2 separate regions of the Homo sapiens genome follow, and region 2 is linked to region 1. The links are chromatin loops, found by intact Hi-C in ENCODE. Cell type or tissue: endothelial cell of umbilical vein. All regions are shown on one strand. Links, peaks and the distances in the headings refer to the core of each region. The heading gives the core; the rest is flanking DNA.

What was found. A loop is a pair of places that touch in the nucleus more often than their neighbours do. Peaks named below come from ENCODE experiments on the same cell type or tissue, not always from the same donor. Only the 100,000 strongest peaks of a DNase experiment are listed, where the experiment ranks them.
Region 2: it touches region 1 in a loop (8-fold over the local background); 4 of 110 quality-filtered maps call a loop at or near these places.

Annotation. Positions count from the first base shown.
Region 1 is chr1:246,005,455-246,020,936 of GRCh38, forward strand. All of the region lies in intron 5 of SMYD3 (SET and MYND domain containing 3), which reads right to left. Among named protein-coding and RNA genes, the nearest start is that of SMYD3-AS1, 95 kb to the right of the region's middle. RefSeq lists an enhancer at 15,005-15,194. In endothelial cell of umbilical vein, for the core only: a CTCF peak has its summit at 6,970 (motif pointing right); a DNase peak (open chromatin) is centred at 7,077.
Region 2 is chr1:246,237,678-246,253,159 of GRCh38, forward strand. All of the region lies in intron 5 of SMYD3 (SET and MYND domain containing 3), which reads right to left. Among named protein-coding and RNA genes, the nearest start is that of SMYD3-IT1, 77 kb to the right of the region's middle. In endothelial cell of umbilical vein, for the core only: no CTCF peak of the experiment used is centred there; no DNase peak of the experiment used is centred there; H3K27ac peaks cover 471 bases.

The sequences.
Region 1 (15,482 bases), core at 2,812-10,811:
AACATTGGTTTGCTCATCTAAAATGCGGATAGTCACCTGTCTCTATAAAGGGCTACCCATTAAATTAGAGGATGTGAGGATAAGCAAATCAAAACTCCCTTGGTATGTCCTATGCCTCCTCTCAGCTGGAATACAGCAGGGCCTAGGAAACAGGTCCAGTTTTCTGCAGAGAGTCATATGGGCATAGTTTAAGCATGTAAAGGGGCACGCTTACAGTGATGTTATAAAAGCAAAACACAAGTACCTGCTTACTGCAGAATCCTCTCACAAACAGAGAATCCTATGAAAACTGCAAAAGGGATAAAGAAAGAAAAAGTGGGGGAAGCCAGGTCCTTCAAACCTCCAGTCAGCAGTCACTCTCAATCATTACCAGACGTCGTCACTGAATTTAGGGCCCCTGTCAGAACCAGCACACATATGGAGCCGTGGTTACAGGCCAGAACACACACCTCTTGACATTTAAAGATGTTCATCTTCAATTGGCCTCCATATGAGATGTGGAGTTTGAGAACCTAATTGTTCCCAAGCTCTGTGAATGGGTTTTATATACTCCGAAGACAGCTAGATATTGAAAGGGGAGAAAAGGCGGGATCTTGACATTTGGGAAGCAATTCTACTACACTGTTTTAGGATTGGTTTTAAAAATTAAAGACGGTGATTTGATGTTTGTGTTGAAAGCACAACCACGTCCTGACTGCTAAAAGAAATCTAACCTATATGTCATGGTCCCCCAAAGCCCCAAAGTGGATTTTAAAGTTGTTAAAGTAAAAATCTACTTTGTAGGAAGAGCCCGCCTTGCTATTCTACCTTAAAACTGATGAGCGAGTTGGAGGGACTGGGATGTTGGAGGGGCTGGGGTGCTGGAGGGGCGGCGGGGGGCGGGACAGGGGAGACACGGGTGGTGAGGAACAGTCCAGGGATATCCAGGCTGGACCCACGTAGGTTCCTCTTCCTACCAAAGGGGAACTGGGACGTGCTCCCTGTTTCCCAGACGGAACTCCTGGGTGATAATGTGAGAAGCCCTTACTGCACATCTGTCTTTCCCCACATACTTACAAAGTTAGGGGGAAAGCTGGAAAGTGATATGCAGCCCCTGTATAATTCTGACTTATTCTCAGAAGATTTTTTAAAAAACTAAAAAATAAATGGAAATCAGCTGCAGCCTTCCTGATGTGTGAATAGAGACAATTTAAAAGACATCAAGTGCCAAATACTGACCTGTCTCGCCTAACAAAACTGCCCTGTCTTTCAGCCCACTGAGAACAGAGGGACACACACCACAGGGAGGTGAGCTGTCTCGGAAGGAGCCCTCCACGCAGACCCCACAGCTATATTAACTGTGCTTAACGTAATCATGAACACATAATCGCGGGGCTATTGAAGACTCCATAACAAACAAGATCAAGGAGCCTGGAGCCTCTAAAACATGAAAACCAATTAGCACTATGAAATCTAAGAGCAGACACAGCCAGAGCTCGAGAAAAGGCATGGGCAGGAGCTGGACTGCTCAATCCTGCTCACTCCTCCCTTCCTTCCTGTTACACGGTTCTGTTCTGAGGTGCTGCTGAGAGGGGCTTCCTCTCCTGGGCCAGAACTGAGGCTAAGGCCCGAAGCTGAGGACAGAAAGTGATCAACTCCCCACATTCTAAAGAGGCTGCTGGAGAAGCGGCCACGACTGGGGCCTGACATCCTTCTCTAGGGATTATCAGGCAGCACTCTGCTACCCATCCCACAGGACCGTAACTTATCCTTCCCAATCCGTAGAAAGCAAGACTCTGAAGCATGTGCGTTTGTCTTTGGCCTTGTGGGAGGTTTCTATTCAAGAGGAAAACTGATGCCATGAAGGATGGGATGAGGTGCTTTCTCTTCCCAGAAGGGAAAGATTTGGGTGCCTCGTGAAAGGGAGTCTGGAGTCAGCTCCCTGGTCAATGATCTACTTGCAGAGACAACTCTCTGATCTCACCTTAATAAATGAGATTCATTCACCTGGCACTTTGGGTTTCATGTAGGGGGAGAGATGGAAGAGTTAGGGGAATAAAAGGAGATGAAAGGACTAAAGAAAAGGCAGAAGGAGGCCGGGCATGGTGGCTCACATCTGTAATCCCAGTATTTCGGGAGGTCTATGTGGGTGGATCACTTGGGTCCAGGAGTTTGAGACCAGCCTGGGCAACACGGCGAAACCCCATTCTACCAAAAATAGAAAAAAAAAAAAATTTGCCAGGCATGGTGCCATATGCCTGTAGTCCCAACTACTCAGGAGGCTGAGGTGGGAGGATCACATGAGCCTGGGAGGTTGAGGCTGCAGTAAGCCGTGATCACACCACTGCACTCCAGCCTGGGAAACAGAGCCAGACCCTGACCAAAAAAAAAAAGGCAGTAGGGCATGACAAAAAATATACTGTGGGGCAATTTGTACTCAGACGTGGGAAACAGGATTAAATGCATTAGAAAAGAACTAAACTGAAATATTTAAAAATGACAGTAATCAGTTAACAATCCATTCCCCATGGATAAGAAGGCTGTGATTTTTACACCAAAGGAAAAGTGTTTAAGTCATAGTCCCTACCATAGGGGCTTCAACAAAGTGATGCCAAAGAAAGACTACTGTCCTACGAAGACAGCCATCTGGAGGAGGTCCTAATGGTATCACAAGCGATGTGACAAAAATGAAGTCCCTTCATTTCTCTCAGCCTTTCCTTACCTGTAAACAGGGCAAGAATGGAAGGCTGAAATAGCCAGAGGTTCCAAACCTCAATGGTAATGAAGAAACACAACCTGTGCATTGTATTCTGAAAGGCCTCGGAGAAACTGTGTCCTTATCCACAGACGCACAGAGCGGTGTTGGAGAAACATCAGTTACCACTTGCCTAGGATGTCTAAGGGCTCTTGACACATCCTGTAATGCGACGTAAATAAGAAATAAAGGTGGGCCTCACTGAAAGCAGAACTCCTCTCAGCCGAGGACTGGCTTAGCCTGAGTTTCTGGGAGGTGATCTGCCCTCTGGGCTTCCCCTCCCTCGGCCCATTAACATTTCTGTACTTAGAAGTCGGCTGGGATCCTGGAGGGCATAAGAGCTGTAAGAATGCCATGACTATTTTTAAAATTTTGAAAAATAAATACTAGAGGCTCTGGCAGCAACAGCGCTTGGGGAGTAGCCGTACCTCTGAAGTTTTCCTTTCCTTTCTCGAGCAACGCAGGGAGGGAGCTGTTTAATGAGGAGTCTCAACACCGGGGAACAAAGCAGTAGTGTTTGCACACAAAGCTTGGTGCTGGCAATTTTCTCGGTTTCGTTTTTTCATGCTGCCAAAGTCATTTGTTTTGAAAATAAGAGCCTCTCCTTTGCCCTCAGCATCCCTATTAAGACACTAAACCACAGGATTAATTCTGTTTAGGCCTGCAGAGTGAGGTAAATCCTCTGAGACACCTCAGCACCTTCCCCAGGTGAGACAGGAGAGTCCGGGGATGAAGAATTCGGCTCTGGAGTCACAGACTCAAGTTCAAGTGCCAGCCGTACCGCTTGCTAGCAGCGTGGCCTTGGGCAAGTCACTTGGCTTCGGTTTCCTCCTCTTAGCTGCAAAATATGAAAAACGGGCCTGCTATGAAACGACTGGCCCATAGTCAACACTCAGTAAATGATAACTATATAAAATAATGGTGGTAAAACCAGCAAAAATCGACAGGTGTGTATCGTTGGGCCATAATGTGAAACCACGCTCAAAGTACTTTAATATAGCATCCTTCAAGGCGCTCACAATGCTGCAGACTGTAGGAGCGAAGTCAGCAATACAGGTTGGAATTCATGTATTGGGGGCTATACTAACATATACAAAGTATACGTGATTTGTCTAGGTTGTTTTTGATGCAAAATAGCCTGAAGCTAGAGGACACCACCTACTCTTATCTACAGTGTCCCTTCTGTTTCTAGGAAGAGTCTACAATCCTAACTTTAATGCATTTTTGTCTAAACTAAGAGTCTTCACATTTTTTGAAGTCACAGAAATATTTGTGAATATATATTTTTAACTGGGACTTGATTACTTTGTAACATGTATGTGTGTATACACATACACACACGTACATAAAAGGGTAACAACGCAAAAGGCAATACTGGTTTGTGTATATATCATATAGTGGAAAGAATATTAGATTCAAGTTAGATCATCTACTTCCAACACTGCAGATGGCCAGAGCCGTAAGGCAAGTCTCTCCAATCAGGTCTTAGTATTCTCCTTATTTAAAAAAGGAGAAAGACATTAAAATACCTTCAAAATTATTGTTGTGACCCCAGGCAGAGTAACTAGAATGAAGTAGAAGAAGCTATTGGAATATGACGTTGTCTCATGTAAGATCTTTTTTTTTTTTTTTTTTTTTTGAGATGGAGTCTTGCTCTGTTGCCCAGGCTGAAGTGCAGTGGCGTGATCTCGGCTCACTGCAACCTCCGCTTCGTGTCGTGAGATCAAGCAATTCTCCTGCCTCAGCCTTCTGAGTAGCTAGGATCACAGGTGAGTGCTACCATGCCCAGCTAATAGGGAGGCTGAGGCAGGAGAATCGCTTGAACCCAGGGGGCAGAGGTCACAGTGAGCTGGGAATGCGCCACTGCACTCCAGCCTGTGCAACAGAGCAAGACTCCATCTCAAAAAACAAACAAACAAAACAAAAACAAAAAAACAACAAAAACCCCAATATTTTAAAACATAACAGTAGAAATTGTGTTTGTGAATGTCATAAGAAGTTTCTTTACTTCTTCTAGTTCTCTGTTGAGAAACAATACAGAATCGTATGCTCTGTCTATTGGGGCAACAATTCAATCACAGCAGGATAAAAATTGACTTTTAAAAAGTGACCCCCTGCTCTTGTTTTCTCCTCTCCTTCATCAGTTCACTACCAGACCTCACACCAGAGATGAAGCTTCTCCATGCAGAGAAAGACCTAAAACTCTAGCGTGATGTACTCATGGATAAGAATTGATCAACATGTATCCAGAGCCCAATGATGCCAGGAAGAAAGCCTAAACATAATTTAATAAACTCCCTCTCTGTTTTCTTCATTTCCTACTACTTTGGTTTACTTAAAAATGAGTGTTTGCAGGAGAAATCTGAGTGCATTTTTGGCAAGCAGCTGAGTTATCTTTGCTTATTCATTAAACGAACAGTGTGACGGAGAAAGTCCAAATAGGAAAGACAAGGAAAAATGGGGAAAAGTTGACTTCTCATCCCAAAATATTTCTTGGATTAAAAGGCAAACTCATCCAATCTTAAGGTTTAGAGGGCTAAAATAATTGTTCCATATGTAGCTGTTAGAAGGCATTAGATATTAACTATGGCATGGTGTCTATGGATATCTGCGTCATCTATTTAGATAGTATGTGCTGAATATCAAAAACATTAAGCTAAAGAAGGTTAAGGAAAGATGGTGTTTCCCCAAGGAAAGGTGTGCTTATCCTAGTTTGACAGTCTCCTAGGAAAACTTGGATACTTTCTTACATAGGAAGGACATATAACATGCTTCCAGAGTCACAGGGTTTGAAGACGGCTGAAGACGTCATCTTGTCCCCATATGCGGCCCAGGAAGAGCGAAGTCTAGCACCACATTGGGACTAGAAATCTACATTTTAAATCGTATTACAAATTTAGAGATCTAATGGTGTATTAGCAAGATAAGTTTCAAATACATCAACAAAATGATAGGCAGAAGGAACCTCAAAACTTTTGTGATCTGAATTCCCCATTTCATAGATGGGGAAATCAAGGCCCTAAGAGCTGAAGAAATTGCCAAAGGTTGAAAAACACTCCTCAAACACCACCTTCCTCCTCTCTGGGACTTCATATTATTTCATTTTCTTTTACTATTCTGCCTGAGCTTTGACTTTCTGGAATTTTAAATACCAATATAGGAATCATCAGCTGGTGTCAATCCTCAATAAGATGACTTAAAGTTTACTCATAATGGTTTAGCATGGTCAGAAAGTGAACATTATTCATAACGGTTTTTCATGGTCAGAAAGTGAACACTACAGGTTTGGCCTATGTGCCTGTAAAATTTAGAAAAAGGACATAAAAAGGAGGAGAATTTAAAAATCACCTAGACCACTGTCGATGCTGTGAGTGGGAATTCCTACTTACAAAGGCCCCAGTGCAAGCTCCCTCTTAGTTAGCTGCCTTCTGACCCAGCTATCTCAACAGAGTTCATTAACTCTGTTAAAACCACTAACTTATGCCATGGTAATTCACATAGGAGAATGGCATAACTAATTAATATGGGTGGAGGGGCACTGGCTCTAGCATTAAAGTGGATTGATAACTCACTGAAATCTGCATGATCACACACAAACTCCTTATCTTGCTAAGTTTACGCTTGCTCCACTACACAAACTGAACACCAGCTCTTAGTACCCTCAATAGCTACCCTTTCCTCACTGCAGAAGAACTAAGTTTTTCATCAGACACCCAAATGAAACTGATACTGGCCGTCAGTATCATTATCCACTGATACCAGCTACCAATTGCTTGCTGGTACTGGCTGTCAATATCATTGTCCACTGATACCAGCTACCAATTGCTTGCTGGTACTGGCTGTCAATATCATTATCCACTGATACTGGCTACCAACTGCTTGCTCGATGACTGAACATAAGCCAACGACACTAGCCCCAAGTACTTTCCTACCTTTTCATCCACCATTAGCATAAGGAAGAGAAATTCCTTTGTTGTCTTCTTGAGGGAAAAACTACACAAAATAGAAAGCCTTAGGCTCCATTACATAAAGCGTTGAAAACCACACACCATGACAATAAAGACCCAAGCATGTTTTCAATAAATTATTTTCCTCTTATTTCACACTGTGAAAACCCACATTTGATAGACTATTTTATAGCAAATGTACCGGTTATCAATAAATAAGTAGAGTTTCCACGTGAGGAGAGAGGAGAAATCTACTCCCAGCATTTGCCCCCTTCATGGGTGCAACAGAACTTGTAGCAATTCTCTGGTTTAAACAACAGGTGGCAGTGTCATTTCTACATTTTCCCTGGCAAGAAACCTTTGCAGTTTGTGATTTCACCTTCCAGGAGGCATTAACAGTTTTGTAACCGCCTCTATCGACAGCGTGTGCATATGTTCCTATGTAGTAAATGCAAATGCATGCAGGAAAACATTGAGATTTGTGTAAATGCAGTTTCACCAAGTGCTACTCTCCCCATACCCACGCCCCTCCCCACACAATAGTCTATGCACAGGCATCATTTCCCTTGAGGAAACAGCAAAGCAGGGAAAAGGCAGAAGGAAAATCGACTCCATCACATATGTTCTGATCCTCAATTATCATATACATGTCTGTCACCCACCCATTCCTGCCACACATACAAGAGAAAGGATACACTACAAGGTCCTGGGGCACACTTTGGGCAAATGACTGAGAAAGCGAAGTTCTGAGAAATCTTAATTCACATCAAGAAAAGCACTCTACTGTACTGACATTTCTGGTAGGCGCTGTTTTCACTCTTCTGCTACAAAAGAGCATGCTCCATATTTGAAAGGAATCAACAGAAACAGGTCTTACATTCCCACAAGGAAAACACAGAAGTCAGGACCATTCTCACATGTGCCGAGAAGACAAGACCACGTTTCCTAGGGTTTTTGTGTGAGCTTTAAATAGGAGAAAAGTGCCATGTCAAGAATTCCTCATTCAATATCTATAGCTCAGTTTTTTGTTCACATGCATTATTTTATTTTATTATTATTTTTGAGATGGAGTCTCACTCTTTCACACCAGCTAGAGTAAAGTACTGCGATCTTGGCTCACTGCAACCTCCACCTCCTGGGTTCAAGAGATTCTAGTGCCCCAGCCTCCCGAGTAGCTGGGATTACAGGCACGTGCCACCATGTCCAGCTAATTTTTGTATTTTTAGTAGGGATGGGGCTTCACCATGTTGTCCAGGCTGGTCTCGAACTCCCAACCTCAAGTGATCCACCTGCCTTGGCCTCCCAAAGTGCTGGGGCTACAGGCATGAGCCACTGCACCTGGCCACATAATTTTATAATGTAGCAGCAGGTACTCTGTGGTTTCTAGCCTATAATGTAACAGTTATTGGTTTGATATGTTACATTTATTTAATTTTGAATCTGTGGTGTTTTTTTAAAGCAATTTAACAATGAAAATCTCGTCAATGCAGCAGGGATGAGATCAAACTGACTGATGGGTAAATCACCAGCCTAAAGGGACACGCCAGGTATTAGACAGTCTGGCATGTGTAGCTGGAGAAGTACTCAAAAATGTATAAAAGTCAATGAGCACATATACGGAGAATTACACAGAAAATAATAAGCAGCACTAGAAAGAGATGATGTGTGTTTTTTGTACTGTCCCTGTCACATAGCATCAAACATCCACATTCCTGCTTTCTGAGATGAGAGGGTTGGACAAGTACCCTCAAGAAGCTTTCTGGTATACGGTACACAGTATCTTATTGTTTTATAAATAGAAAAAAGAGAATACAGAGGAAAAAATTAAAATACATCACCTAGAGTTCAGAGGCATTGGAGGAATTTGGCTTTCATCAGCAATTTTGCATTAAAAGCAAGTATCTGTCGGCCAGGCGTGGTGGCTCACGCCTGTAATCCCAACACTTTGAGAGGCCATGGTGGGCGGATCATGAGGTCGGGTGTTCGAGACCAGCCTGGCCAACATGGCGAAACCCCGTCTCTACTAAAAATACAAAAGTTAGCCGGGCATGGTGGTGCAGCCTGTAATCCCAACTACTCAGAAGGCTAAGGCAGGAGAATTGCTTGAGCCCAGGAGGTGGAGATTGCAGTGAGCCGAGATTGCGGCATTGCACTCCAGGCTGGGTGAAGAACAAGACTGTCTCAAACAAACAAACAAATAAAAAAGTGAGTATCTGTCCTAAGCAACACATTGTCAAGTGCGGCCTATATGATTTCCTGGTGGTCAGATAATGTTGCATTCATGCTTTCTGTAGGAAGTGGGGTTTCATGAAACAGCATGAACTATGAACTTTGAACGAAGAGTCACGGGCTTATCCCTGACTCTAGGACTTAGTAGCGTGGTTAATCACAGCCGCATTATTAATGTCTCCAGTTCTCCAAAATACGGTAAATGACACCATAACAGATCTTTTGTAAAGCTATGGTGGATATTTTTAAAGGATTATTTATTCATAGTAGGTGTCTGATAAGAGCTACTTTTAGACTTTTGGACTTGTAGATAACTTCTTTTAATTTCCTATTAAAATACCCAGGAAGGTACAGAATCCAGTGTTGGGGCTCATAAACCAATACCCTAAAATACAGCGCTTTGACATCCTGAACTGAAGAAGCCTCCAGGTCTCTCTGGCCTTCCACTTTACCCACTGTCTCTCAATCTTCTCTCTCTCCCAAGCAGACGATGAACTTGTTCATTGGAGTTCCCTTATCTGCCCAAACTCCCAGACCTGCCAAAGAAGAAAACAATCACCTCTGGCTCTTTCCCTGCGTCTTCAGTAACTGAACTCCTATCCCAGGAACAAAGACTGAAATCTGTCAACACACCTGAACAGACTCCTATCTGCTTTGCGGGCCCAACAGATGGTCCCAGGCCATGGTATGTTCTTCAAGCCCACTGAATTCCCTAAAAATCAGTTCCTACCCCGTTAAAATCATCCACACTTCCCCATCTCCCTTTCCCCTAAGAAGAAGGGTGTATACATCTGTCCCCCAGGGCGTGGTAGGTCATCACTGTGACTCTCCCTCATGCACATTAACAAACGTGTATGCTTTTTTATGCCTTTAGCAGCTGATTTTCAGCAAAACTTCAGAGGAAAAAGGGGACATTTTCCCTTGGCCACTCCACTAGCCACAGTCCTATAAGCTAAAGATAACAGAAGTTCCCCTATCCAACAATCTCAGGAAAGTTTCCTTTAAGTTCAGCATTAATCACTGAATGTTCTACCATCTAACAACTGTATGGCATTTTAAAAAATGTTTAACTGAGGTTAAATATATATAATGTAAAATTTAACATTTTAAGTATTCACTTCAGGGGCTACAAAGTACATTTATATTGTTGCACAACCATCACGACCATCCATCTCCAGAACTTTCTTCATCTTCTAAACCTGAAACTCTGTGCCCATTAACAATAACGCTCCATTCCCGACCCTCTCCCCTCAGATCCTGGTACCCGCCATTCCGTCTCTATGAATTTCAAACATGAGGTGCCTCACAGAGGTGAAATCATGCAATATTTGCCCTTTTGTAACTACCTTATTTCACTTAGCATGTCTTCAAGGTTCACCCATGTTATAGCATGTGTCAAAGTTTCCTTTCTAAGGCTGAATTCCATTTTATATGTGGCACACATTTTGTAGATCCATACATCTGTTGATAGACACGTGGGTTGCTCTCACCAAATGTGTACAAATATCTGTTCGAGTACCTGCTGGATTCCAATTTTGGGGGGTGTATACCTAGAAAGAGAACTGCTGGATCATATAATAATTTTATTTCTAATGTTCTAAGGAAGTAGAGAGCATTTTGAAATGTGAGATCGAGGCCTAAGCAGTCATTCTTGCTAACTGGAATGCTGGAGTGCTGAGCTGGTCATGGCTAGGCTGATCCCGTCAGTGGCGGACAGAAAAGCATTGACATGAGGTCTATAAAAAAATAAGTATCAGCCAGGCACTCTGGCTCACGCCTGTAGTCCCAGCTACTTGGGAGGCGGAGGTGGGAGGATTGCTTGAGCCCAGGAGTTCAAGGCCAGCCTGGGCCACACAGTGAAACCCCATCACTTAAAAAAAAAAAAAAAATAGAATAGTAAAAGGGAAAGGAAACATCATGCTAAAGAAACAGAACTGGCTGGGCGCGGTGGCTCATGCCTGTAATCCCAACATTTTGGGAGGCCGAGGCAGGTGGATCACCTGAGGTCAGGAGTTCAGGACCAGCTTGGTCAACGTGGTGAAACCCAGTCTCTACTAAAAATACAAAAATTAGCCAGGCGTGGTGGCATGTGCCTGTAATCCCAGCTACTCGGGAGGCTGAGGCAGGAGAATTGCTTGAACCCAGGAGGTGGAGGTTGCAGTGAGCCGAGATCATGCCACTGCTCTCCAGCCTGGGTGACAATAGCAAAATTCAGTCTCAAAAAAGAAGAAAAAAAAAGAAAAAGAAACAGAACAACAGCATTACCTGTGAAAAATCTTTCAACACAGCAAACACAAGAAATCTTGCTCTCAGTAGGACAAAGGCAGGCAGAAGCACTGTGGAAGAGGGGCCAGGAGGGGCTGAGATGAGGGCAGAATGAGGGAGCACAGCGAGCTAACTAAGGTCAAAGAAAAAGAAAACAAGGAAGCTGGAATTATGTTACCGAGAATAAAATAGACATTGGAAAGAAATAATGGAAAAACAGTTCAGCCAATGTGTGGCCATTCAGAAGCATCCTGCCTTGTCGGTCTAATGCTAAGAATGATGGGAGAAGGGGCTTCCAATCTTTTTCTATGATTTTTTTTTTGTACCTAGTTAAAAACCCACTGCATTTACAGTTATCAATGAAACTGTTCTGCTTAATACCATAATACAAGTGTCTTTCCAAAGTTTTTTGTTCCCTGAGGACAGAATAACAAATGTCAGAACATGAACATTTTTAGGGCTTCTGATACATACTGTTGCCAAAAGTATCAGCAAGGTATGAGGCCATCAGCACTGCCACCATTAATTTTTATTCTTTTTTTTTATTTTGAAAGAATCTTAAACTTAGAGAACAGTGCAAGAATAGAATAGTATAACTTATTTTTTCTTAGCTATTTGAAAGTTAGTTGCCAACACAATGGCCCATCACCTCCAAATTGTGTATTTCTTATGCACAATGACATTGTCCTACACCTATGAAAACCAGGAAGTTAACATTGATACATTACTACCATCCAATCCTAGGTTCACCAATCATTCCACCATGATCCTTTTCACAGCAAAAGGTTCCAGTTCAGAATCAAGGCTTCTGTTTGCTTGACTTTCATGAGCTTGACACTTTTGAAGACTAGAGGCCAGTTATTTTGTTGTATAATGCGTCTCAGTTTGGGGTTGCTTGATGTTTCTTCACGAATAGATTGAGGTTCTGCATCTTTGGCAGGAGCATCACAGTCATGATGCTGAGTTCTCATATCCTATCACGTGGTACATAACTTCAATCAGTCTTATTACTGATGTTATTAATTTTGATCACTAGGTTAAAGTGTTATCTGTCAGACTTCTCCACTGTGAAGTTTCTCATTTTCTCTTTGAATTCCTAAGAATTTGGGAGTGGGGAGAGTTACTCTGAGAGAATGCATATATGACATTCCTCAGCAAACTTAGGACTTTAAGCACTGAACTCACAAATTCCTATTTTATTCAGTGAGTTATAACCTATTACTACCGTTATTTTGATGCTGAAATTGCCACAGATTTGGCTAGCAGGAGCCTCTTCAAGCTGACTCCTATGTCCTTCTGCTATATCCTCATCTTTGGACATTTCCTTACTTTATGAAACAAGAAGACATCCCAGGCTCATCTTCTACTTCTCTGTCCCAGCCCTGGAATCAGCCATTCTTCCAAAGAGCACCTTTAAGTAGCGAACAGTATTTAGAAGCCAAAGTCCCAGACTAGGTGTGCACTAGGTGTTACAGTTCCCAGGTCCTCTCAGTGGACACAGCCGGGAAATATACGTATGTGGAACACACAGACACAAAGATCTGCATCTATGTTTATTTCTACACAGCTCTTTCTCTCTGTGGAATACCAAGAGTTCACACCAGTCTCTCTAATGAACAGAGTTTTATTCCAGTTCCTTCCCTTTCCAAAACAACCAGCCGTGTCTCTGTTGCCCTCTCCTGCCCGGCTGCCAGGTTTCCACGTGAATGCTCTCACTCCCCTGAGTTCAGACACTCAGCTTTGAGCCAAAGTGGCTTCCCTCTCTCCCAGGACCCCACGCTCCACAGTCAAGGCACTCAACTTGCTCTGCCTCATCTCATGACTTTTGAACTGAGCTTTAGAGAAACAGTAAGAACAAGACATTATCAATTTCATAGATGAGTCTGAATATTTTAAATGTTTGCCATCATATTTCTGTAAAAATTGTGCTTCACGTGCTTTGTCTATTTACCTATACACACCTCATTGATTTTAAACTTTTTTTCTTTGTTTACAGATGGGGTCTTGCTCTGTCATTTAGGCTGGAGTACAGTGGCAAAAATCACAGCTCACTGCAGCTTCAAATTCCGGGGCTCATGCAATCTTCCTGCCACAGCCTCCCAAGTAGCTAGGACCACAGGTGTGCACCACCATGCTGGCTTTTTTTTTTTTTTCCTGTAGAGATGGATTTTGCTATTTTTCCCAGACTGGTCTCAAACTCCTGTGCTCAAGCAATCCTCCTGCCTTGGCCTCCCAAAGCACTGAGATTACAGGCATGAGCCACCATGCCCAGCAGATTTCTTCTTGATTAGTTTACGCTGTATGTGTGTTAAAGGTATCAATGCTTTGGCTTAAATGTTGCAGATAATTTCTTGATATCTTATTTGGTTCTTGACTTATTTTTTTTAATAGAAAATTGTATTTTGTTGATTTAGAAAGCCTGAACCCCTTGCTACTTTTCTATTTCCTCTGAGCCCCATTTTTCTCTGAGCTTTTTGCATTTCTGAACTTCTCCATTACTCTCCACTCCAGTGATTCTCAATCAGGGCTGATTTTGCTCCTCCCCCTGGAAGTCTGGCAATGTTTGGAGACATTTCTGAGTCTGAAGACTGGGTAGGAAAGTATGATTAGCATCTAGTGGCAAAGGCCTAGGATACTGCTACACACCCTACAATGCACAAGACAGCCCCCACGACCAAAGGTTATCCAGCCCAAAATGTCACTAGTGTCAAACGCTGCTCTGGAGTCTCTCAAACGCTTTACAGCTATTCTTTTGATTTCTTCCAAAACAAGACATTAGAAAAGAAAGGCTAAAAGAGGAATATTTTTCATGTAGGCAATGACTTTTTCTAAATCCTAGGTCTGAGTTACAAATACTGGTCATAGAACCTTATAGAATCCAAAAGCATTGTCAAAAAGACCAACCAAAAAAACCCTATCTTTGTTATTTCCACAAAAGATGATCGTAGCTGTGTTCTTGACATAAAGGGACTCACCTAATTCATAAAGTTTTAAATCTGTGTTTGTCATGTGGTCAAGAATTCATATCTAGATTACCTAGGTCCATCTGTGCTATCTTAAATGCCAATGAAAGAAAAATGTAATTATTAATTTAATTTTTTCAAATCCTATAAGGCCAGTACCAAGGTACTAAATGTAAATATATACATACATATATATAAATGTACATATATAAAATACATAGTTTTAAAAATAAAGAACAGTATTACAAATAAAATTGTTGCTTTCTTGGAACTCAGGCCTTTGAAAGAAAATACATATATAGCAGCATGGCATGAAGCAATTTAACAAGATATGTAAGATATATTAGAAAGAAAGGAGATTTTTCTCTTCACAAACACAATATATATCTTCTTGGTTATAGACTTGTTACTTGCCTGCCAGAAGAGTTTACTATCATCTTCACAAGTATTCAATTCTCAGAACCAAGGGATTTCACAGCCTCCTCTACCCAATCAAAGCAGTGTCTTATGGGGTCCGTCTGAACGTAATCCTGTCCTACTGACGGATTTGACATCTATTTCTGCCACCATTGCACAAGAACACAGCAGACTGCTGACTGCAATAAGACTTATCTAGAGGCTAACAGGCAAGCAAAATCTATACTGATTTCCTTTTCTTCAGCACAATACCTTTTAAAAAGTACCATAAATAAAACAGTGTTCTCAAGACCTGTGATTTTCAACGAGAAATTACTAAACACATTGGGGAGGCTTCTTGTGGTCTTGATTTCCTAATGAGCTATGGGAAATTACATAATGAAGAGAATTCTTCTTGGCTTCTTAGGTTTCAAAAGCCTACAAAGTCTGTAAATTCTGTTTCCTTTCCAACAAACACTAAACCTAACTTGGTATTCGAAACTTTAACCTCTCCATTTCAAATGCTTTAGTTTTGGTCCTGACTCATTACAAGAAAGGAGGCTGTTAGAATAGCAAAATAATAATTATGATGAAATCATAACAATAATAACAGTAGCTAACACTTATTGAACTGAGCGCTATATGTCAGATAGTATTCTAAATGCTCTATCGGTGTAAACTCACATCATTCTATGATAAGCTACAAAGTAGATACTCATCATAATAATCAGTCGCATTTTATAGATAAGAAAACTGAAGCCCAGGAGTGTGAATAGGTTTTTCTAGGTTAGAAGCAGAATTGAAGTCAGAAAGCCTGACTGTAAACTCATGGTCTTAACCACTTTTCTGGCTCTCTGATTCCCACCCTCTCAACTTTTAACGTGACTGAATCTGAAACTCATCATTCATTATAGCATCAAACCTACATCTCCCTCTTCTTAAGGCCTA
Region 2 (15,482 bases), core at 4,598-12,597, 230 kb after region 1:
AAAGCTGAAGTGAGAATAGCCTTCTAGACTTTTTGCCACATGAATATATACAAACATAAAAGCATTTTACACTGAATTAGACCATGCCATCCGTATCGTACTGTGACTTAGTTTACTGTATTCACTTAAAACTTGATTTCAGTACACAAAGAAATCTCCTGCAGTTGTTTTACCTGCTGCATTATTAGAAAAAAATATAATTTAACAATCCCCCATTGATTAAATTACCCTTTAAATGTTTAAGCTTTTCTTAAAACTAGGAAAGTAATACATGCATTTTTTTAAGTATTGAAAATTTTCCTTTCCCTAATACACTCTATCTTGGGTGATAAAATTTTCTAAAGAGTATCTTCTGTTTTTTCATTTTTCTCATAGATACCACTGGGGTTTCTTTCTCTTTTTTTAAGACAAGGTCTGGCTCTGTTGACCAGGATGAAGTGCAGTGGCACGATCTCGGCTCACTGCAGCCTCAACCTCCCGGGCTCAAGCAATCCTCACACCTCAGCCTCCTGAGTAGTTGTTTTTTGTTGATGTTCTTGAGATGGGTATCATTGTGTTACCCAGGCTGCACTCGAACTCCTGAGCTCAAGCAATCTGCCCGCCTGAGCTTCCGAAAGTGCTGTGATTACAGGAGTGTGCCACCACACCTGGCCAGGTTTCAACGATGCATTCCTATATTTACTTCTTGACTTTTGTTACAGCATTATTTTACACTGTCAGTGATTATTTTTAATTCATTAAATTCTATTCCATAAATAGATCCCAGTCCTCTGTGCTTTCTCAGTTGATTTTTGGAGACAGATAGTCAACAGGCAGCATTCACAATATTATAATTATATATCTATTACTCACTGTAGAACTAAGTATTGTGGAACAGCTCCACAGGGGAGGAAATGCAATCTTATGCCATTCAACTTCTCCTGTTTGAAACAAAATATCCCAAGAGTCAAGCAGATTTCATTTTCGTTTTTTTGCTTTTCTTTACTTTACCTGCAATTCTTTCTTACATCTCAGATTATCTTCTTTCTTGGATTCTTCTACCATTTCATTGCAGAAACTCCTTACATATATTATTTCATATAAGAAGCCTAGATAATTAGATAAAAAATAGCTTATATCCATGCATATTTGAGTATCTTTCTATCACTGCCTTCTTACTTAACAAATAGTTTTGGCTACATGAGATTTTTGGTTCAAAGTTATTTTCTTTGTTTGGTTTTTTTTTTTTTTTTTGAGGGAAATTACTTTTTACTTCAGTGCAATTTACTGGAGAGACGAACTGTGCAAGTAGAGATGCCTGATGAGCGTCACACAACGTTTTCGGTGGATAGTCACGACACTTGAGCCCACCACGAAAGCAACGGGAGGCAGCTGCAATATTCCAGCAGGACAGTGTGTACTACAGTGAGTTTTAAGCAGTTATGATTTTTTAAATTATACTTTAAGTTCTAAGGTACATGTGCACAACGTGCAGGTTTGTTACATATGTATACATGTGCCATGTTGGTGTGCTGCACCCATTAACTCATCATTTACATTAGGTATATGTCCTAATGCTATCCCTCCCCTCTACCCCCACCCCATGACAGGCCCTGGTGTGTGATGTTCCCCACCCTGTGTCCAAGTGTTCTCATTGTTCAATTCCCACCTATGAGTGAGAACATGTGGTGTTTGATTTTCTGTCCTTGCGGTAGTTTGCTAAGAATGATGGTTTCCAGCTTCATCCATGTCCCTACAAAGGACATGAACTCATCATTTTTTATGGCTGCATAGTATTCCATGGCGTATATGTGCCACATTTTCTTAATCCAGTCTATGGACACTTGGGTTGATTCCAAGTCTTTGCTATTGTGAATACTGCCGCAATAAACATACGTGTGCATGTGTCTTTATAGCAGCATGATTTATACTCCTTTGGGTATATACCCAGTAATGGGATGGCTGGGTCAAATAGTATTTCTAGTTCTAGATCCTTGAGGAATAGTCACACTGTCTTCCACAATGGTTGAACTAGTTTACAGTCCCACCAACAGTGTAAAAGTGTTCGTATTTCTCCACATCTTCTCCAGCACCTGTTGTTTCCTGACTTTTTAATGATCGCCATTCTAACTGGTGTGAGATGGTATCTCATTGTGGTTTTGATTTGCATTTCTCTGATGGCCAGTGATGATGAGCACTTTTTATGTGTCTGTTGGCTGCATAAATGTCTTCTTTTGAGAAGCGTCTGTTCATATCCTTTGCCAACTTTTTGATGAGGTTGTTTGATTTTTTTTTGTAAATTTGTTTAAGTTCTTTATAGTTTCTGGATATCAGCCCTTTGTCAGATGAGTAGATTGTAAAAATTTTCTCCCATTCTGTAGGTTGCCTGTTCACTCTGATAGTAGGTTCTTTTGCTATGCAGAAGCTCTTTAGTTTAATTCGAACCCATTTGTCTACTTTGGCTTTTGTTTCCATTGCTTTTGCTGTTTTAGTCATGAAGTCCTTGCCCCTCCCTAGGTCCTGAATGGTATTGCCTAGGTTTTCTTCTAGGGTTTTTGTGGTTTTAGGTCTAACATTTAAGTCTTTAATCCATCTTGAATTAATTTTTGTATAAGGTGTAAGGAAAGGATCCAGTTTTAGCTTTCTACATGTGGCTAGTCACTTTTGCCAGCAACATTTATTAAATAGGGAATCTTTCCCCCATTTCTTGTTTTTGTCAGGTGTGTCAAAGATCAGATGGTTGTAGATGTGTGGTATTCTTTCTGAGGGCTCTGTTCTGTTCCATTGATCTATATCTCTGTTTTGGTACCAGGACCATGCTGTTTTGGTTACTGTAGCCTTGTAGTATAGTTTGAAGTCAGGTAGCATGATGCCTCCAGCTTTGTTCTTTTGGCTTAGGATTGTCTTGGCAATAAGGGCTCTTTTTTGGTTCCATATGAACTTTAAAGTAGTTTTTTCCAATTCTGTGAAGAAAGTCATTGGTAGCTTGATGGCAATAGCATTGAATCTACAAATTACCTTGGGCTGTATGGCCATTTTCATGATATTGATTCTTCCTATCCATGAGCATGGAATGTTCTTCCACTTGTTTGTGTCCTCTTTTATTTCATTGAGCAGTGGTTTGTGGTTCGCCTTGAACAGGTCCTTCACATTCCTTGTAAGTTGGATTCCTAGGTATTTTATTCTCTTTGAAGCAATTTTGAATGGGAGATCACTCATGATTTGGCTCTCTGTTTGTCTGTTATTGGAGTATAAGAATGCTTGTGATTTTTGCACATCGATTTTGTATCCTGAGACTTTGCTGAAGTTGCTTATGAGCTTAAGGAGATTTTGGACTGAGACAATGGGGTTTTCTAAATATACACTCATGTCATCTGCTAACAGGGACAATTTGACTTCCTCTTTTCCTAACTGAATACCCTTTCTTTCTTTCTCCTGCCTGATTGCCCTGGCCAGAATTTCCAACACTATGTTGAACAGGAGTGGTGAGAGAGGGCATCCCTGTCTTGTGCCAGTTTTCAAAGGGAATGCTTCCAGTTTTTGCCCATTCAGTATGATACTGGCTGTGGGTTTGTCATAAACAGTTCTTATTATTTAGAGATACGTCACATCAATGCCTAGTTTATTGAGAATTTTTAGCATGAAGGGCTGATGAATTTTGTCGAAGGCCTTTTCTGCATCTATTGAGATAATCATATGGCTTTTGCCTTTGGTTCTGTTTATATGATGGATTATGTTTATTGATTTGCGTATGTTGAACCAGCCTTGCATCCCAGGGATGAAGCCAACTTGATCGTAGTGGATAAGCTTTTTGATGTGCTGCTGGATTCGGTTTGCCAGTATTTTATTGAGGATTTCTGCATCAATATTCATCATGGATATTGGTCTAAAATTATCTTTTTTTTGTTGTGTCTCTGCCAGGCTTTGGTATCAGGATGATGATGGCCTCATAAAATGAGTTAGGGAGGATTCCCTCTTTTTCTATTGATTGGAATAGTTTCAGAAGGAATGGTAACAGCTCCTCTTTGTACCTCTGGTAGAATTCAGCTGTGAATCCATCTGGTCCTGAACTTTTTTGGTTGGTAAGCTATTAATTATTGCCTCAATTTCAGAGCCTGTTATTGGTCTATTCAGAGATTCAACTTCTTCCTGGTTTAGTCTTGGGAGAGTGTATCTGTCGAGGAATTTATCCATTTTTTCTAGATTTTCTAGTTTATTTGCATAGAGGTGTTTATAGTATTCTCTGATGGTAGTTTGCATTTCTGTGGGGTCAGTGGTGATACCCCCTTTATCATTTTTTATTGCATCTATTTGATTCTTCTCTCTATTCTTCATTAGTCTTGCTAGCGGTCTATCAATTTTGTTGATCTTTCCAAAAAACCGGCTCCTGGATTCATTGATTTTTGAAGGGTTTTTTTTGTGTCTCTATTTCCTTCAGTTCTTCTCTGATCTTAGTTATTTCTTGCCTTCTGCTAGCTTTTGAATGTGTTTGCTCTTGCTTCTCTAGTTCTTTTAATTGTGATGTTAGGGTGTCAATTTTAGATCTTTCCTGCTTTCTCTTGTGGGCACTTAATGCTCTAAATTTCCCTCTACACACTGCTTTAAATGTGTCCCAGAGATTCTGGCATGTTGTGTCTTCGTTCTCATCAGTTTCAAAGAACATCTTTATTTCTGCCTTCATTTCGTTATGTACCCAGTAGTCATTCAGGAACAGGTTGTTCAGTTTCCATGTAGTTGAGCGGTTTTGAGTGAGTTTCTTAATCCTGAGTTCTAATTTGATTGCACTATGGTCTGAGAGACAGTTTGTTATAATTTATGTTCTTTTATATTTGCTGAGGAGTGCTTTACTGAGACCATCGATGCTAGGAAGAAACTGCATCAACTAATGAGCAAAATAACCAGCTAACATCATAATGACAGGATCAAATTCACACATAACAATATTAACCTTAAATGTAAATGGGCTAAATGCTCCAATTAAAAGACACAGACTGGCAAATTGGATAAAGAGTCAAGACCCATCAGTGTGCTGTATTTAGGAGACCTATCTCATGTACAGAGAGACATACATAGGCTCAAAATAAAGATATGGAGGAAGATCTACCAAGCAAATGGAAAACAAAAAAAAAGCAGGGGTTGCAATCCTAGTCTCTGATAAAACAGACTTTAAAGCAACAAAGATCAAAAGAGACAAAGAAGGCCATTACATAATGGTAAAGGGATCAGTTCAACAAGAAGAGCTAACTATCCTAAATATATATATGCACCCAATACAGAAGCACCCAGATTAATAAAGTAAGTCCTTAGAGACCTACAAAGAGACTTAGACTCCCACACAATAATAATGGGAGACATTAACGCCCCACTGTCAACATTAGACAGATCAATGAGACAGAAAGTTAACAAACATATCCAGGACTTGAACTCAGCTCTGCACCAAGTGGACCTAATAGACATCTACAGAACTCTGCACCCCAAATCAACAGAATATACATTCTTCTCAGCACCACATCGCACTTATTCAAAGTTATTTATCTTTCAGAACTTTGAAAGTACTGTTCCGTGATCTTCTAGAATTAAATGCTGCATATGAGAAATGTGATTTTAGTCCAGTTCCTGCATGTTTTGTCACTTATTTTTTCCCTCTAGGGGAATATGTTGGTATATATATATTTTCTATGGAGTTCTAAAATTTTACTAGGAATAATTGAGTTTTTGACTTTTTTAAATCATGTGATTCAACACATAGTGAGCCCTTTCTATCTGAAGAATTATAAGGCTTTTTTCAGCTTTGTGAATAATGTTTTTATCATTTCATTGACTATTTCCACCCCTCTATCTTAACTATCACCTGCCTCTGGAAATCCTATTAGAAAGACGTTGGTCTTCACAGATCTTAACCCCCAAGTTTCTAATTTCCCAAATTATCCATTAATCAGTTATACTGTACATTATATATATGAATATTCTGGGAGGTTTCCTGAACTTTCCTTTCAAAAATCAGTCTTTGGCTAAATCTATTCTATTTGTTGGCCCATATATCAAATGTTTTGTTATGAAATCATTCTAATTCTTGGAAAGAGTTTTAACTATTTCAAGATTATTTTGAATCTTACTTTGAAAGTTTGGTGTAGAAAGAATTCTTACTTGATGGACTAAGAACACAAGAGATTGAGAGTTAAGATTAGAAAGAAATAACATTCTACACGTTTTGTAAAAGGTGGGGATTTTTTCCTTATTTTTAAAAAATGAATAAAAGCCAACCAATCTTTGTTGGGCATGGTGGCAAATGTCTATAGTCCCAGCTACTTGGGAGACATATATGTGTATATACATATATATACACGTATATATGTACATATATGTGTATATATATATTTTAACATGGGACTCATATATATATATGAGTTAAAAAAACATTTTATTTCATTAATATCTCTTGTACATGGGAAACTGTCACAAAGCAGTTTCTTCTCTTTTTACTATACTCTAAACATAGACTATATATAAAAGAGGTTAGCTATAGTTCCTGAGTCAGCTACTCATCACTCATTTCCCACACCTAAAAGAGGCCAAGGACACTTAAATGTAAATTCATTGTACTTTTCACCTTTTTGAGTGACCCCATTTTATAGGTATCTTGGGGCTAGCTATTTGCACATCAGACTTTTCCATTCTGAAATGCTGACTCAATTCACTAGAGAGAAGGATTCTACTTGTGAGTGTGGAAAAAAAAAATCCTGACTTTCTAGATCATTTTCCCTATTCACTTTGGATAATACCACTTTATAAATAGGATTTGATGCATGCAAAGCAGCAATCTGAAAGGACCGGCAGTATATACTATAAGCACTTATTATAGTATTTGTAAATGCCTTATTAATGGCAAAATAGCTTTGAAACCATCCATGATATGTACCACAGCTAACTCAATTTGACAGTGAAAGATGCTATGTCAGTCTGTTATGGCAGATATAAAACATGTACCATATGAGTAGATCCTTGGCATATGTTATAAAAATTACTTTTGCTTTATATTTTCTAGTTGTGTAAAAAGGGACAAGAAGCACTCCTAACACTGTTTTCATTGGACTCTTCCACACTGCCTTCTGTTGCCTACTATAAACAGTTAAATATATCTTCTTTTACTATCTGGCTACAGCAGTTTTCTGTATATAAAAATTTTTCCACTCTACTATGAATTGGGTTTATATGGACTCCATCTAAACATTATTCATGAACTATTCTGAATACATACCAAATGATACCCCAGTGATCTTCAAAACGCTGAAGTTTCAATTTTCTTTAATTCTGCTATCAGGCCAGGCAAAGCATTCATCTCAGTGAGGCAGCCTGCCTCTTAGGCATCATTAATGTTTTAGATTTTCATAAATTCCACTACGGCTAAATAGACCAAGAACCTGAACTCCATAGAGTTCCTAAAAGAATTCAGCAGCTACTGCCTTTTTTTTTTTTTTTTTTTTTAGTTTTATTTCCAAGATGAAGTTTAAAAATAAGAATAAAAACTGGCAACAGGCCAGACATGGTGGCTGAGGCGAGCGGATCACTTGAGCCCAGGAGTTGCAGACCAGCCTGGACAACATGGCAAGACCCTGTCTCTAGTAAAAACACAAACATTAGCTAAGTGTGGTGGCACATGCCTGTAATCCCAGCTATTCAGGAGGCTGAGGCACGAGAATCTCTTGAACCTGGGAAGCAGAGGCTGCAGTCAGCCAAGATCGTGCCACTGTACTCTAGCCTGGGTGACAGAACGAGACTCTGTCTCCAAAAACAAACAAACAAAAAACAGAAATACTGGGAATAAAAGTATTTTTGAAACATGTAGATCCTCTTTTATTAAGAAAGAGGCAGACATCTCACACTTAGGAAAATCTCAACCCTTAAAGAGAGAAATGAAATAGAAATTTTACAAATCAAAACAAAAGTAAAAAAAAATCAAAAATAACAGATTTTTATCTAAGAAATTAAAATTTCAGATTTAACGTGGAAAATATCTGAAAAATGTTGTGATTATGAATAAGCCTTATGACATTTCTGCATCACTTCCTGACTTATAGACCTATTTCTCTAAATTGATATTCATTCTACACCAATGAACCACTAAAGGCCTTGTTCATCAAGATTCCAGAGGTGATTTCTATTCATATTTTGCTATGAATACACCAAACTGTATGAAAAGTTAGTTTTTTTCCATTTCTGTAAATATAAGTTTAATAAAATACAACCACAGATAACACACCAGGCCAATGTCTCAGTCAATTACCAACTTAGCCATGTTTTCCTATCCAAAAAATTCATTTGTTTTTGGTGACAGTGGTGATGAAATCATTTATTTACTTATTTTTCATTTGGTTTTCATGAAATACTTGTTCCAGTTTGTTCCATGTAGGTTTTGAGAAAGATTACAGTATTTTGTTGTTCTAATAAACTGAGACATTCAGTTCTATCAGACAACGATCTTACTTTTATTCTAGCTGCCAGAAAAGTCACAGCTAAAGTTGACATTCAATTATGGTGGCTTTCTTTAGTTAAAAAAATTAATAAAACGTTCTTCTCTTCCCCTTTACTACCTAACTTTTGCCTTTGTTCTTACGGTATGATCCTTGATCTTACTGTATCTGTAGTTTTATTTTAAGTAAGAAGTGAGGACTCTGGACATTGCTCTAGTTGTTCAAATGAGATTCTATGTGGATTGTAAAAATATATTTTTCTACTGGAAAGTAAGTCTATTTGAGTAGCTAGGGCTCCTGTTGTAATAGAAAGGGTACCAATCCCAAGTAATATGATTTCTAAAATGAAGTCATTATCATAAGTGGAGTATATTATTTCAAGTGAGTAAAACTTTTGAAGAGTGAATTGTTCATATTCTGGGTTATGTATGCATTTGTTACGGTCAAGGAAGCTTGAAGCTTCAAATTCATAAATAAATTACATCAAATGCAATAAGAATACCACCTACTGGACACTTTATAATATGCATTAATAGTATATTTATGACTTTATTTAATTTCTAAAATGGCCCTATGAAGTTATTTTTAGAATTTTCATTTTACCTATGTGGAAACTGAGCCACATAGAAGATGCCCAAATAACAGTATTTCTGCAGAAATCAAAACCCAATTTGCCTGACTCTAACATTTACACTATATATATTTTATACATATATACTATATATATATGTAACACATATATTACACTGTTTAATATAATTACAGTCTCACATAGGGATGAATTCGATTATTCAGATAATTAAAATGTTTTTTAAAAGAAAATAATATTCAGCATATTTCTTCGTTAGTTATATGTTAAAATACGAAGATACACATCAAACTACTAAATCAACTAAGACTAAATGCTCTTTTGTATATAACTCCCTTATTAGACCTGAATGTTACAGAATTGTAAACTTAATTTGGCAGCTGATCTGAATCCAGGTCGCTACTCTGTAGTCAGCTGTGTTGTATGACTCTGCACTGAGACCCAGAGGAACCACAATGAAAAATTAGCTGCTCAGTATAACGAATTGCCAGATGCTGGACTCAAGTAGGTAATGACATTTGAAAGCATGTGTGCAAGTACAGAAGAAAATTCTGAGGTCCCAGATCTCAAATTTTATGTGTTATAAGCAAAATGCTAAAATCTCAAGTTCCATTTTTAAAAATTAATTAAATAATTATTTATAACGTGTGTCTAGGCAACCACACATTCAACAGACTACCAGGACAGATTTTGCCTCTAGCACTGTGGTTTAAGAAAGAGAAGGATAACTCTCTCTCTCTCTCTCTCTCTATATATATATATATATATATTTTTTAACATGGGACTCATATATATATATATACACACGAGTTAAAAACATTTTATTTCATTAATATCTCTTGTGCGTGGGAAACTGTCACAAAGCAGTTTCTTCTCTTTTTTCCGCACTCTGAACATAGACTATATATAAGAGAGGCTAGCTGCGGCTCCTGAGTCAGCTACTCATCACTCATTTCCCACACCTAAAAGAGGCCTTTTTGTTTGGCAAAATGCTTCCCAAAGTAAATAGAAACGACAGTTAACACTTTTTATTTTCTAGCTAAGAGTCACCTATTGCCTTCAAAAAAATAAATTCTTCTAGTAGATTACAGAATTTGCTTTGAAAAATTTTGGTAGACTTTTATCCTTAAAAAATCCAGGTAGCAAGAGAACCTGGATAAGTACTGCCTGGATTAGCGAGCGGTTATGAGCAAACGCTATCTGAGAAGTAAGTTTTCATGAGTGATGAGAACATACCCTTTCCTGCTTCGCTGTCCCTCACCATCAAAATCCCTCTCACCACCTTGCTGAAACCAACCGTTGCAGAGATTCATTCTATTGATGTAAGGTTGGGTCTCAACTGAAATAGTTAACAGGCAGAGAGCATATCTCTTTTGAAACTGTATTTGGAGTAAAAGGTTCGGATACTGAGCCACTGATAAGGTGTTTGGAGGAAATTGTTTCATAAAACTGAAAAGCAACCGTAAGAAAATAAGGTTGGAGCCAATATGACAAGAACTGATGATGTAACGATTCTGCCCAGAATGTTCTGACCATGTCATCAAATCATGCCCTCTAAGCAATACAAGACACACAAGAGAAGTCTTCACAAAACACACGCTGGGCTCTCACACACTCATTTTCGGATTTTGAAGGGATTTCACAAGATTTCAAATCTGCCCAGATCATCTCAAAATTGTTCATTTCTAAACTTGAAATGTCTCCCAACAGAGACTTTTTGGAAAGTAATTTGGGCAGGTCGTTTGTTCCCATTATCAATTACCGGTCAGTATGTAAGTAGCTCTCTTCCCATGTCAAAGCTGCCCCTGGCCTTCCTCTTGCTCATGCTCTAATTGTGTTATTAGTCAGGCTCCAAAGTCTGAGTGTAGCTCCATCTACCACACCCTCTGGGCCAGTTATGCAAAAGCTCTCTGACTTTCCTTTTTTTTTTTTTTTTTTTTTTTGAGATGGAGTCTCGCTCTGTCGCCCAGGCTGGAGTGCAGTGGTGCAATCTTGGCTCACTGCAAGCTCTGTCTCCCGGGTTCACGCCATTGTCCTGCCTCAGCCTCCCGAGTAGCTGGGACCACAGGCGCCCGCCACCATGCCCGGCTAATTTTTTTTTTTTTTTTTTTTTGTATTTTTACTAGAGATGGGGTTTCATCGTGTTAGCCAGGATGGTCTCAATCTCCTGACCTCGTGACCCGCGCGCCTCAGCCTCCCAAAGTGCTGGGATTACAGGCATGAGCCACCGTGCCCAGCCGCTCTCTGACTTCTTTTACCTAATTCACAGTATTTCTCTGAGGGTCAAATAAGATCAAGAACAAGATGCGAAAACTACAAAGTGCATTTTAAAATAGGTGATTACTGGGATTTTTTTTTAGTATTTGATTTTTTTATAGTATGATCATTGCTTTTTGTTTCTTCATTTGTTTTTGAGACACAGTCTCACTCTGTCACCCAGGCTGGAGCAAAGTGGTGCGATCTCTGGCTCATTGCCTCCCAGGTTTAAGTGATTCTCCCGCCTCAGCCTTCCAAGTAGCTGGGAGTACAGGCGCCTGCCACCACACCTGGCTAATTTTTGTATTTTTAGTAGAGACAGGGTTTCACCATGTTGGCCAGGCTGGTCTTGAACTCCTGACCTTAAGTGATCCGCCCACCTCAGCCTCCCAAAGTGCTGGGATTACAGGCATGAGCCACCGTACCTGGCCTGATTATTGATACTCCACACAAAACACAGAAAATACAACACAAATATGGAAACTATTAAACAATTATTTCAGGTTTTAATTCACAAAAATGCACCCAGTATGGATCCTAGTTTTTTGTTTTTTTTGTATTTTTTTTTGTAATTTCCTAAATGTACTGGGATAAAATATTTCTGAAAAAATAAGCTCTATAAAAATTTTCAATTAAGGTTATATTTGATCATCATAGTAGTACAGCCCAACAAAACAGTTTTACCTAAAGTAACATGAAAAATATAATTTCTGTTTCACCCTTAAAAAATGTGTGTTTGTATTTATGTACTTCCAAAACTTTTTCTTATCAACTAATAAGATCAGGTCACGTTAAGTCTATTGATCTCACCTTTCACTGTAATATCTGCTTTGGCAACTGTTCCTTAGATACAATGTTCTCCAAACTCAAAAGTTATTTCCCCACTGGATAGGTGATTTTGTACTGTTTATATTAAACTTTATCTCTTTTCTTCTAAGAGCAGCTCCCCCAGGTAGTCAAGTCTGTTCCATGTTAGCTTACTTTCAAATTAAGTCACCTTCTGGCATGACACAATTATAGAGCACATTAATAACTGCAGGCACCTGCAGAATAAATTCAAACGCATTCCTTTCCCTCCCCCTCTCTTGATATATACCTGCAAAACTGTCTAAAAATTCTATAAAATCTAAAACTCAAAAATGGTCTTCTCTATATTCCTGTGTTCCTCCTTACTGATACTAGGTTCTAATACTCTGTCTTCTAAAACCTGGCAACACTATCTAATCTATTCTCACCCTGTGATGACTGTGACTGCTGAAACCTCATTTTCATAGTCCAACATTCAAATCTTCAATTGTTGCTTGACAAACTCAGTTATCATGGAATAGCTACCTGAAGAAAACAGCTGAATTCAGTACACTATTTTCAGTGACTGCAAAACTATAATACACAATACAGATATTTTTCACATAAACTAGGTGTAAAAATACAATGTTCACACTTCATATGAGAATATTTTATTTCTAGAAATAAATCTTCACCAGTCCAAACACGTAAGTTTACAGAAAGTCAGTAAGAAATCATTATATTTATATAGCACCTTGACCACTACAAAAGCTGCTCACTGATAATATCAGAAATAATCAATAGGCTTATAACACTGCCAAAATGGTAGCAGAGTATCGTGTGTCTATTGAGTCTGAAATTAAATTGCAATTTAAGGTCCATCTCTTAAAGCTATATTCATGTATTTAGAACTCTATCAAACAAAACAAGAAAAAAATTACTTTGACGTACATCTTTTAAAGATGAATATGAAACTTTGGACAATAAATACTACTCTCCCGAATCAACTTTTAAAGTGCAACCATCTTTTAATGATAGTTAACTGCTTTAAGAAAGCAATAAACTAAAATGTAAACCTGAAAGCCCACTATCTTAAGCTCTTTTAAAAATTAAATACACCAGCAACATTTTGAGACTCAAAATTAATTTACTTCACTCAATCCTATGCATAAGTTTGGCAATTTGTTTCAGATGCTATTTTTTCTGTAATTTTTGTGGGTACATAGTAGGTGTATATATTTATGGGCTATATAAGATGTTTTGATACAGGCATGTAATGTGAAACAAGCACATCAACAAGAATGGGGTATCCATCCCCTAAAACATTTGTCCTTTGGGCTACATGTCATTTCCTAATGTAAAGAAAATGGACAGACAGAACCAACATTGATTTGACTGGGTGAAAAAGTCCATTTGAGTTGGGAGCAGGGGTTGTGTTCCTGGATTTGGGTTGTTAGGACAGTATAAAAAGGCTTCACAGGGGAACATTCTTTTCTGATAAAGGAAAGCAGCTGGGTTGGCTTCAAATAGCAGTGACTTTACTTGGAATATTCACAGGTAAGCTGCAAATATAAAACACCTTCCACAGAGTGTTATTTTGTAATCGGGGCTTATCTCAAGTGCAAGAACCTCCAGCCTACAGCTTTAGTAGGTGCCTCAGACACTGTGCCCGGCTTTAGTAGGTGCCTCGGACACTGTGCCCGGCTTTAGTAGGTGCCTCGGACACTGTGCCCGGCTTTAGTAGGTGCCGCGGACACTGCGCCCGGCTTTAGTAGGTGCCGCGGACACTGTGCCCGGCTTTAGTAGGTGCCGCGGACACTGTGCCCGGCTTTAGTAGGTGCCGCGGACACTGTGCCCGGCTTTAGTAGGTGCCGCGGACACTGTGCCCGGCTTTAGTAGGTGCCTCGGACACTGTGCCCGGCTTTAGTAGGTGCCGCGGACACTGTGCCCGGCTTTAGTAGGTGCCTCGGACACTGTGCCCGGCTTTAGTAGGTGCCGCGGACACTGTGCCCGGCTTTAGTAGGTGCCGCGGACACTGTGCCCGGCTTTAGTAGGTGCCGCGGACACTGTGCCCGGCTTTAGTAGGTGCCTCGGACACTGTGCCCGGCTTTAGTACGTGCCTCGGACACTGTGCCCGGCTTTAGTAGGTGCCTCGGACACTGTGCCCGGCTTTAGTAGGTGCCTCGGACACTGTGCCCGGCTTTAGTAGGTGCCGCGGACACTGTGCCCGGCTTTAGTAGGTGCCTCGGACACTGTGCCCGGCTTTAGTAGGTGCCTCGGACACTGTGCCCGGCTTTAGTAGGTGCCGCGGACACTGTGCCCGGCTTTAGTAGGTGCCTCGGACACTGTGCCCGGCTTTAGTAGGTGCCTCGGACACTGTGCCCGGCTTTAGTAGGTGCCGCGGACACTGTGCCCGGCTTTAGTAGGTGCCTCGGACACTGTGCCCGGCTTTAGTAGGTGCCGCGGACACTGCGCCCGGCTTTAGTAGGTGCCTCGGACACTGTGCCCGGCTTTAGTAGGTGCCTCAAACACTGTGCCCACGTACTCTGAATGGCGTATACACAATGATAATAAAAGATAACACAGTGTTTGCTAAGTGCCAGGTACAACTACAGGTACCGTACCAGATAGAAACTGTTATTATAACCATTTGACAGATAAAAACACTAAAGCACACGGAGATGAGTGAATTTGCCCAAGGTCACATAGACAGTAAGCAGTATGAAGAAACATATGTATAACTGCACTGACTCTAAAATATTATAAATTTATTCTGTTAAAGGTTTCTGTTTAAAAAAAAATCCATGTATTTATTAAAAGTAGCTTTTTTCTCAGATTCACTTATAGCAAGACTTTATTACATATTAACTTATCACTGGGTACAAACCACCTGGTTCTAAAGACGTCTGTCCTGATTACTGTAGGGACTGTTATATATGAGGCAGAGGCATCTTTTCATTATTATTATTTCCCAAAACCTATAGAATTTGTGTATAGCAGTTATAGACTATGTCTGAAATAGTTATATTCACATAACACTTAATAATCACATTTAAGTATTCACTAACAGAACAAAGCCTGTTACTATGGTAAATAAATACACACAGTTCTATCACAGAGCACAGAAGTCATCAAACAGATAATATTTTCTTCATTACACACTGAAACTTGTGACCCGCTAACAGCATAAAATAATGTTTAATATTTAATACCATGTGATGGCAATACTCAACCAAACATGTATTTCAAATGATATGTTATTTGACATTTCAATTTCAGCTCAAAAGTACTTCTAAAAAGGATGAAAATATGTGCCTGAAACTGATAGTTTGAATTTAATAAATTTTTCTGGGATTGTTGTGTTTTGAACTTTAATTTTAGAACCAAGGGGGTACATGCGC